2 separate regions of the Homo sapiens genome follow, and region 2 is linked to region 1. Evidence: chromatin loops called from intact Hi-C (ENCODE). Cell type or tissue: A673. All regions are shown on one strand.

What was found. Peaks named below come from ENCODE experiments on the same cell type or tissue, not always from the same donor. Only the 100,000 strongest peaks of a DNase experiment are listed, where the experiment ranks them.
Region 2: a loop joins it to region 1, with 6 times the contacts of the local background. A loop is called at or near these places in 1 of 110 quality-filtered maps.

What each region holds. Positions count from the first base shown.
Region 1 is chr2:182,357,821-182,362,820 of GRCh38, reverse strand. All of the region lies in intron 1 of PDE1A (phosphodiesterase 1A), which reads left to right. Among named protein-coding and RNA genes, the nearest start is that of PDE1A, 67 kb to the left of the region's middle. In A673, no CTCF peak of the experiment used is centred here; DNase peaks (open chromatin) are centred at 2,460, 2,980 and 4,000; H3K27ac peaks cover 2,665 bases.
Region 2 is chr2:182,575,181-182,580,180 of GRCh38, reverse strand. It overlaps a transcript of PDE1A not described here. Among named protein-coding and RNA genes, the nearest start is that of DNAJC10, 140 kb to the left of the region's middle. In A673, no CTCF peak of the experiment used is centred here; DNase peaks (open chromatin) are centred at 2,150 and 2,600; H3K27ac peaks cover 2,802 bases.

The DNA of each region.
Region 1 (5,000 bases):
CATTTAGGTTGATTCTATGTCTTTGCTATTGTGAATAGTGCTGCAATGAATAGTGCATGTATGTGTCTTTATGATACAACAATTTATATTCCTTTGGGTATATACCCAGTAATGGGATTGCTGGGTTGAATGGTATTTCTTAGGTCTCTGAGGAATCACTACATTGTCTTCCACAACAACAACCACATTTTTATAGATAAGTTTGAAAATAAAAGGAAGATAAAAGGTAAATTGACAATTTAAAGAGAAACAATATATTAGGCATTTTGTGCCAGTTTGCATGGGAGTTTCTTGGTTTTAACATGAAAGTCCTTTGTCCTGGGAACCCTCTCAGCCCTGTGCAGGCCAGGACAGTTGGTCACTTTTTATTCTTATAATTGTCTATTATTGTTTAAATTTTGTAATCACCTGTTCCTGTCTTAGTGTGAGATGGCTACCGTACATTATTTTATTTTATTTCTGTTCTATTTCTACTTTTTTCCCGTGCTACTGCTGACACTACTATGGTTTCCAGTAATTTTTAATAAGATTACAAATGTTTATCCAACAAAAAGGCCTGGGGGACATCCTTCTTTAACTGATAAGTCTGTAAATGGTATAATTTCATTGGTCTTCTGGATTGATTTGCAGAATGAATACATGTTCTTCTTGCTAATACTTTTCATATTATTATGAAGAAAGTACCAGACTAGCAAACATCTGAATTCTAGTGCAAATTCTGCCACTAATCTCAACTCACCTCACCAACCTGGCCTTTGTTTTTTCTTTCATAAAATGAAAACCGATGCTAAAGCAAACTCTTTACACAACCAGCATTCTAGGATAGTAACGATTCTGTGGGGTTTCTTCTGACCTGCAGTTGAAACTGTTCCTTTTGCTTGGTAGATGGCTTGGCCACTGCTATGTCCTCAATCAAAGAACTTGGCAGTTGGGGAAAAGCAGGAGCCTCCCTGGATCTAGAAAAGTCAAGGGAATTTTGGTTCCCTTATGTTACCAGTGTTAGTGCCTGACCTGCCTTTTCCCAACTAAGATTTCCTCATGATAAAAAGTGCGAAAAAAGTGTGATGTAGCTCTTAAACATTTTCCTATTAAAGTGGCTGTGTTCCCTGCTAAATTAATGTTTAAGGGATCCAGCTGTTTTGTGAGCAATTTAAAACATAATTTGATGATTTACTATCAATTTCCTCATAAAATGTGCATGGTTATGACTAAAAAAATATACACAGAGATATGAGGCTGAACTGTGTGTGTAGAAATTAAAGGAAACCTGGCCATTCATATTTTTTCCTTATCCTCTAAATATTTAGCTGTGTGCTATCCTTTCATAAATTTGAATAAAACCTATTAGACAAACAAGTAGTTTCATCTAAATACAACTCTCATGTTTAGATTTACAAATCCTTTGGGGAAAAAATGTTAGCAAAAGCAAGTATCATTTGCAATTAAATACTTTATATTTAAATGATACTTAGGTGTTTAGAGATCACATTTTTTGCCTATTAATCCTCACAGTATGGATACCCCAAATACCTTGATTTGATCACTATGCATTACGTATATCTAACATTATTTCACATGTACTATGTACACATGTAAAAATAATCATGTTAATAACAGAATCCTCATAGTGATGTTAGAAAAAAGCAAGTGTTAAAATCAGATTGGATTCAGATCTTTACACTATCACTCACTAATTGTAAGTACTTGGGGGAATCAGATCAGACCTCTGATCCTTAGTTTCGGCCGGTGTGTAATGGTGATTGCAGTGTCTGTCTCATTTACTCAACCCTTTCCCAAGTTGTTGGAGGACTAAATGAGGTAATGCTAATAATGTATCTAGAAGAATGCCAGACAAATAAGCCTTTATTATTATTATTCCTGTTTACAGATAAATAAATTGAGGCTCAGGGAGGTTAAGTGATTTGTCCAATAGACATAACTTGTAACTTGAGGACCCAGGACTTGTTTACAAGTAATATTTTAAAACTTGTCAAGAATCCATACAGCAGATCAACTGAGTACAGGGCTGAATTATGACTTGTTGGGCCATGGGCATTTTTGCCTTCATGGGCCCCTTCCACCATAGGGGGAAAAAAAAAACTTCTAAAAATGCAGGTGGGATTGATTTGAATATATACATTACTATTATATTCACTTTGTCGTCATATTTTAAAGGAAATTAAAATAAGAATATTTTTGCAGGTCTCTACATGCGTCATAGGCCCTGGGCACTATGCCCACTGTGTCTAATGGTTAAACCAATCTTAAGTTACGAAAAAAAAAAAAAAAAACACTAAACTGCTTCATATGGAGACAAACCTAACATGAATAAGGGATCCTTCTATCCCTATGTTTGGTCTTGCAATTCAGAGTGTTCCAGTGAGGTCTCCCTGCCCCGCTCACAGTGACTTCCTAAGTATACTATAGTTAGCTCCTAAACTGAGTTAGATTAAACGGGGACACTTGCCAAATCCGATTGCCTCACTCTCTGTGAGTGATGGATGAGATTATACGAATTTAAAAGTCTGGGATAAAGAAGTTAATATTTTAAAACATGTAAAACACAACAGTTCTTCCACATCAGATAATGAAATCTAAGATTAATCACAAACAAATGTGTACTAGGAAATGTAGTAATTCATCACGTCTTCTCCAGAAGTCGTATCTATGTTAAATGTTCCAAAACAGTGTCAAAGTCTGTGTCTGGAGTTGGTGTAATCCGGAAAGAAAAGGAGCCCAGAGTCATGCATTTTAAGTGTGTAGTTTTCATAGAATAATCATTGGGAGAAAGAGGAATGCTACATTAAAACTTTTGTAGCATTTTCTTCATGGTATTTGGGTTCCATTTTGAGGGCTCTATAGAATTTAGAAATTGCAGGTTTGAACTGTATAAAATCGTTGGACCATCTTCAAGAAACAAAGCTAAATAAACATGTCATTCCTTGGCAATCTCAAGATAAGCCTGCCCTTCTTTGCCGGCTAATGTTTGGTGTGGTGTGATCATCTGAGTTTCCTCAGACAGGAAGGTTTATGAATGCAGGGAATAGAAGCTCATGGGAAAATGCCTTCTGTAACCTTTTCCCTGTTACTTTTCTTGACCGCTGGGAGCTTTAGTCTCAGTGACATAAAGTGTTTCTATGGCATACAATCCCATACAGATCTTAACTACTCATTTACTATACTGATGTGGATGTCAAACAAAAAAATACTTCATTAAAATGACATCAATAATCTTTCTGATGCATGAAAATGATGTTTCAAACGAGGGAAATGCATTAGTACAGTTGTATACTTAGGCATCCAAATTCTTAGACCCAGAAACTGATTTAAAACTGAAAAAGTCATTTACGTAAATCATTGATGTGTCAGCTAAGAGCTTGTAAATTTGTCCTCTCTAAAAGCAGTTTTACGTTATAAAGTCGCTCAATAAAACCTATCAAGAATCGGATGGAGGGATTTATTACTGTTATTTATTACAAGTTTTAACATGGTCATTTTGAGTTTGCTTTTTAAGAGACTATCCACTAAGTGAGTTAGTGTGCTCTGAAAGAGTGTACTTAAATTTTGCTTCAAATGGATTCTGGTTATTATCAGTTTCAAACTAAGGAAGCAGAACTGTTTATGTAAAGTTAACTTAGATTTATTAAACTTTTAAAGAGTTTGCTTGGGAAGAAGCTGTGCCTACCTTTCCCAAAGACTTACACATGTTCAAACAATGTTAACTTGTTCAAGAAACATCCACAGCTACATGTTAGGAATTATAGTAAGTATTGTAAAGTCAGAAAGGAAAGAAAGAATAAAAGGAAGAAATGAAGAAAGGACAGAGGAAGGAAGGAAGGAAGGAAGGAAAGGAAGGAAGGGAAGGAAGAAAGGGAATGGAAGGAAGATGAAAGGACAAGCAGTGTAGCAAATTAGTTAAATAACTAGGGTTATGGAGTCAGATGGCCTCAGTTTGAATGCCATCTCTTCTAATAACAAGAAACAAAACTTTCAGGAAATTACTTAACTTGCCTCTCCTTCAGTTTCCTCATCTGTAACACGGGGATAATAATAGTCTAACCTTCTAGGACTGTTATGAGAATCAAATGGATTTATGTATGTAAATTGCTTAGGATCCTGCCTGTCGCTTAGTAAGCCTTCAAAAAATGTTAGCTATTAGCTGAATATTGTTGCTACCAAAAAACTCGTAGTGTAATAGGAAAACAGCAAGATACAGATGCAACTATAATATAGCATGATAAATATTGTGAAATAAATCTGAACAAAGTGCTAGAGGAGGCACAGAGATGATACCAATGGAGAAAAACACGGTGTCTAGGAAAAGAAGATAATAGATAAGGGATGAAAAACATAAATGCAGAACAGCACAAAGGAGGCAAGATTAATTCTGATTAGTTGGGTTAGACAAAACTTCAAAAAGGAAGTTTCCTGATGCATATAAAGATTTAGAAAGTATGCAGATGTAAGGGCATCAGAAAAGGCATGGGGACATAAAACACAAGGTAAATTTAAGAAGTAGTGATTGGTTAAGTGAACCTTGAGGGAGAGTGGCTGAGTAGAGGGAGATAAATATGGAAAGGAAGATTAGAATCAGGCTATCCATGGCTTTCCAGAACCCTAACATACGAACACTATGAAGCCATTACAGGATTACATGAAAAGGTGGTATCATCGGATTCGTCCCTAAAAAGATAACTTTAAGTGAGGAAGGGTGCAATCATGTCCACCCAAAACACAAGCCTAGAAAATGGAAGGTGGCTGAGAAATGGTTGAGAGCCAACCAAGAGATAGTCATCCACTTAGAGGCAAGAACTGCAACACAGCTCATCACAAGGAAGTGGGTGCTGACTTCCCTACCTTGATCTGCAGGCATCAGTGGAGCCACATGGTAGCTTGGGACAAACTGCTTATAAATCTAACATATATTTCATGATCTACTGATAAAAGTCCATTTATTTCTTTGAGGCATGTGCCTTAACTCAGTGGAGCTGCCTTTGAAA
Region 2 (5,000 bases), 220 kb before region 1:
AATATACCATTTTGGCCAACACAATCCAACCATAAGAAGTTCTCTGTGATACAGTGAATTCCTTGTTAAGCAAGGCAAATTTAGGAAATTCAAATGATTAATTTGTGTGTTTATTTTAGTTATCAAAGGAGTAGTTATAGTTTGTTTTGAAGATGTTGTTAGCCTGAATGAAATGGAAACAGGGTCTGTGTATTTATCTGCATTTAATGAAGTCACATTGCTCATGATCAGCTATAGTGAAATATGTGCTGATAGCATTTTTGGGGACAAGAAGAGTTAGCTAGACATTCTTTCACTGTTTGTTGTTCTCATGGAATTAATGCCCTCCATTTGTGTTTCTTCTAGTCCTATAATGATCATTCTTTTGTCCAAATTATACAAGTGTATACCACTTTATTATAATAATTTATATGAAAGTAATTTAGATTTAAAATGCTCATTTCTCCTTTTTTTTTTGGGCATACCATGTACTTGCTTCTAGGTATGATGGAAAACAGGAAAACAGTTATCCCCGTCTTTCAAACTTGTTCTCCTTTCAGACTTATGCCAACAATGACAGTCAAAGTGGCTCTATATACTCATAGCCCTTGGCTGATCTTCAAGCTGCTGCAGACCATGCCACTTGGGGAGAACTGAAAATGATTCTGATCCCTTGCAGAAGAAATCTTCATTAGCTGTGTTTCTTGCTAATTTTTAGATATTTGTCTCGCTGCTTTGCTATGAGCTACTTAAGGGCAGGGACTGAACTCTATAGCAGAGTGCCTAACTCCTAACATTTATTGTCCATGTATTATATGCCTGCCACCTTGCTAAGGGAGTGACCTCCCACTTTATAGATGAGCAAAGGGAGGCCAACAGAGAGAATAAATAAGGAGTCAGATGCTACGTAGCAAGCAAGTGAGTAGCAGACAGAATTTGAACCAGGCAGTCTGACTCCAGAGCTGGGGTCAGCCCCATTCAGCAGCAGAGATGGTCAACTAATAAGTATTTCTTAAATCCATTGTAGCATGTTTATTTTGAGATACATTAAGCTCACTGTTTTCCTGTTATAATCAAGTTAGAATTAAGTGGCTCTGAGCTTTCAAAACTGTTTTCAGGTTATTTATTCACTTCACTCAAGGTGAAAACATTTGTTTTTCCCTTTTGTGTGAATAGATAACTAAGTGTCTTTTAGGAAAAAGAAAGAGAAGCAACTCCATTGCCTAAAACTTGACTTTACAAATTGTATTTGTTGAGCAGAACTTCAGAATTTTGTCTTTACTAGATTAAAAAATTATATAATAGTACTTTGTTATTGCAACAAGGTCACCATGTGAGATCTAAGAAGAGGCTGATAATACTCCCTTCAACCTTCCTTCAGGCCTAAAGTAACCCATGTTAGCACCTCACTGTCTACCATTCCTTGCCCTTTCCTGAGCTCACAATAGGGCAAAACTATGTACACTGCTACAACTTACTGTTTGCATGGAGTGGAAATACCATTCTTTCAGGTTCATGTAAAAAAGCTAGCTTATTTTTTAAATAGCAGTATACTTTTCTATTGTATAAATGTACTTATTCAACCATTCCCTTACTGATGAACTTTGGTTTGTTTCCAGGGCCCCTGTCCTCTTTGCTGTTAAATGATAAGCTTATGAAAAAATGAATCTGTTGGTCAAAGTACATGAATATTTTAAAATAGATGTTGCCAGGTCACATTATTCAAAACTTTACTAATTTAAACCTTAATAATATAGACTTTCTTTTTGAAATCATAAAATATTGCCTTTTTAATGTTAGAAGCTTTAGGTCTCTATTTTGTTTCCTATGTTTGGAATAAAATTTGTAAGAAACTCAGATGATAAGCTTAATAGATACATAAGGTATAAAAGAGGACCCTTAAATTTGCTTTGTAAGAAACTCAGATGATAAGCTTAATAGATACATAAGGTATAAAAGAGGACCCTTAAATTTGCTTCCTGCCAAAGAGTAGAAGGGAGTTTAGAAGGAAAGAGATCCATGTTATGCTTTATTATAGAGGTTCCATGATTTAGGCTGGCTCATGACTTCGGGCTTCTTCTAGACCAAAGCTCATGGTTCAGAAAATGGAAAAAGAAAAGCCTTCTTTCTGGTCCTTGTGCAAAGACACTTTTTAATTTTTAAATTTTAACTAATTCTTCCTTGCTCTTTCCCCTCCCTCCCTCCGTCCCTTCCTTCCTTCCTTCCTTCCTTCCTTCCTTCCTTCCTTCCTTCCTTCCTTCCTTCCTTCCGTTTTCTTTCTTTCGACAAAGTCTTGCTCTGTCGCCCAGACTGGAGTGCAGTGGTGAGATCTAGGCTCACTGCAACCTCTGCCTCCCAGGTTCAAGCGATTCTCCTACCTCAGCCTCCTGAGTAGCTGGGATTACAGGCACGGGCCACCACACCTAGCTAATTTTTGTATTTTTAGTAGAGACGGGGTTTTGCTATGTTGGCCAGGCTGCTCTTACCTATTGAGAAGGTTCTACCAACTCTCTTTGGCAATTCTGTAAGTGCAATTTTATGAATGCAATTCTATGAGTGCAATTTTAGAGGTGATCTCACACATCGGACCTGCTGCCACATTCAGCATTCCCTGATTATCATGTTTGACCCCTTCACCTCTTGCTTTAGTTATTCTAAACAGTGACATTCTGTCAGAAGTCTTGTGTGACTATTTATCTTTCTCTGTTTCTAAGCAGTTCACATGTCAAAGAATACAATATCTAAGACATCTGGCTGTCCGAGCTTTGCCATCTGGGGGAAAGAGTTTCTCTTAATCAATTTAATCAGACTCTATATTTGTAGAACTGACAAATCTGCAAATTCAGGATGGGACAGAAAGTTTATTCTAATTAATTATTCTTAATTTGGTAACAATATGAATATTTAAATTAGTACTGCAGCATGGCTTATAGAGATGTCAGATGGAACTGAATTTGAAACTCGGCTTCACCTCATAATGGTAGTGTAGACTTGGCCAAGTTAATTATATTCTAAGCTTCAGATTCTTTCTGTATAAAATTGGGCTAAAATATACATCTCTCAAAGTAATATGAAAAGTAAATCAAGTAGCAAAAGAAAAAATGATCAATTAAACTACATTGAAATTAAAAACTTCTGTGCATCAAATAATACAATCAATAGAGAAAGCAACTCATGGAATTGGAAAAAATATTTGCAAATCGTATATCTGATATGGTTAATATTCAGAATATATAAATAACCTTTATAATGCAAGGACAAAGAGCAAACAACCAAATAAAAATGGGCAAAAACTTGAAGAGACATTTTTCTACTTAAGATATATATGAAAAGATGCTTATAATCACCAATCATTACAGAAATGTCGATTGAAGTCATAAAAACCACTGATACCATCTTCTATCTACTGGTGATATCAGTGGTTTTAATGGCTTTAATTGGGATGGCTACTATAAAAAACACAAAACAAAATAACAGATTTTGGCAAGATTTAGAGAAATTGGAACCCCTGTGTACTGTTGGTCGGGATATAAAATGGTGTAGCCACTGTGGAAAACAGTATGGTGGTTCCTCAAAAAATTAAAATTAGAAGTACCATATAATCCAGCAATTTCACTTCTGTTTATATACACAAAAGAGTTGAAAGCAAGATCTTGAAGAAATATTTGTACACTGATGTTCATAGCCACAATATTCACAATAGCCAGAAAAGTGGAAGCCACACAAGTGTTCGTTGGTAGATGAATGGATAAGAAAAATGTGGCCTATACATACAAAGGAATATTATTCAGTCTTAAAAAGAAATGAATACTAACATATTCTACAACAAGGATGAATCTTGAGAACATTTTGCTAAGTGAAACAAGCAGTCATAAAAAGACAAATATGGTGCCATTCTACTTGTAAGAGGTACCTACAGTAGTCAAATTCATAGAGACGTAAAGTAGAAGGGTGGTTACTAGGTGCTTAGGGAAAAGAGGAATGGAGACTTTTGGATTCATGGGTGCAGAGTTTCAGTTTTGCAAGATGAAAAGAGTTCTGTAGACGAATGGTGGTAATGATTATATGACAATTTGAATTTATTAAGGCCACTGAACTGTACACTCAAAAGTAGTTAAGATAAAAAAGTTTGTTATATGCATTTTATCACAATTTTTAAAAAGCAAATCAGATAATGTATATACAGCACCTAGTGTGTTCTTAATATAGTACTAATTAATTAATTAGTATTAGTATTAATAATATATATTATAATATATTAATACTATATATAGTATAATAATATGATACTATATATAGTATTAACTTTATATATATATAAAGTATTAACTTATATGATCACAAGGTCCCACAATAGGCTCTCTGCAAGATGAGGAGCAAAGACTAAGTAATTAATAATTAATAATACTAATTATTAATAATTATAATATATAATATATTATTAATACTATATGTAGTATTAAGTTTTTATATATATCTATATATATATAGATACATAATGGAATAATTGTGTCTCCTGGTGGCAGCGTTCCTCCCCTGGAACTAAGACCTCTAGGCTGGCAGACCCTGGTATTGTTTCTCCCATAGCCAGGATTCATGGGTCCAGGAATCAAAGGGCAGAAGTGGAAGTGGCACCACTCACCATCACCCCCTAGCAAAATTTTTGCTTCCTGTTCCTGTGGCATTATGTTCTGCTGGCCTAGAGGTCTTAGTTCCAGAGGAAGGAACATTGCCACCAGGAGTCACAACAATTATTCCATTAAACTAGAAGTTAAGATTGCCACCTGGACACTTTGGGCTCCTCCTATCTTTAAGTCAACAGGCTAAGAAGGGAGTTATAGTGTTGGCTGGGGTGATTGACCCAGACTATCAGTATGAAATCAGTGTACTCCTCCACAATGGAGGTAAGGAAGAGAATTCGTGGAATACAGGAGATCAATTAGGGTGTCTTTTAGTATTATCATACTCTGTGATTAAGGTCAATGGGAAACGACAACAGCCCAATCCAGGCAGGACCACAA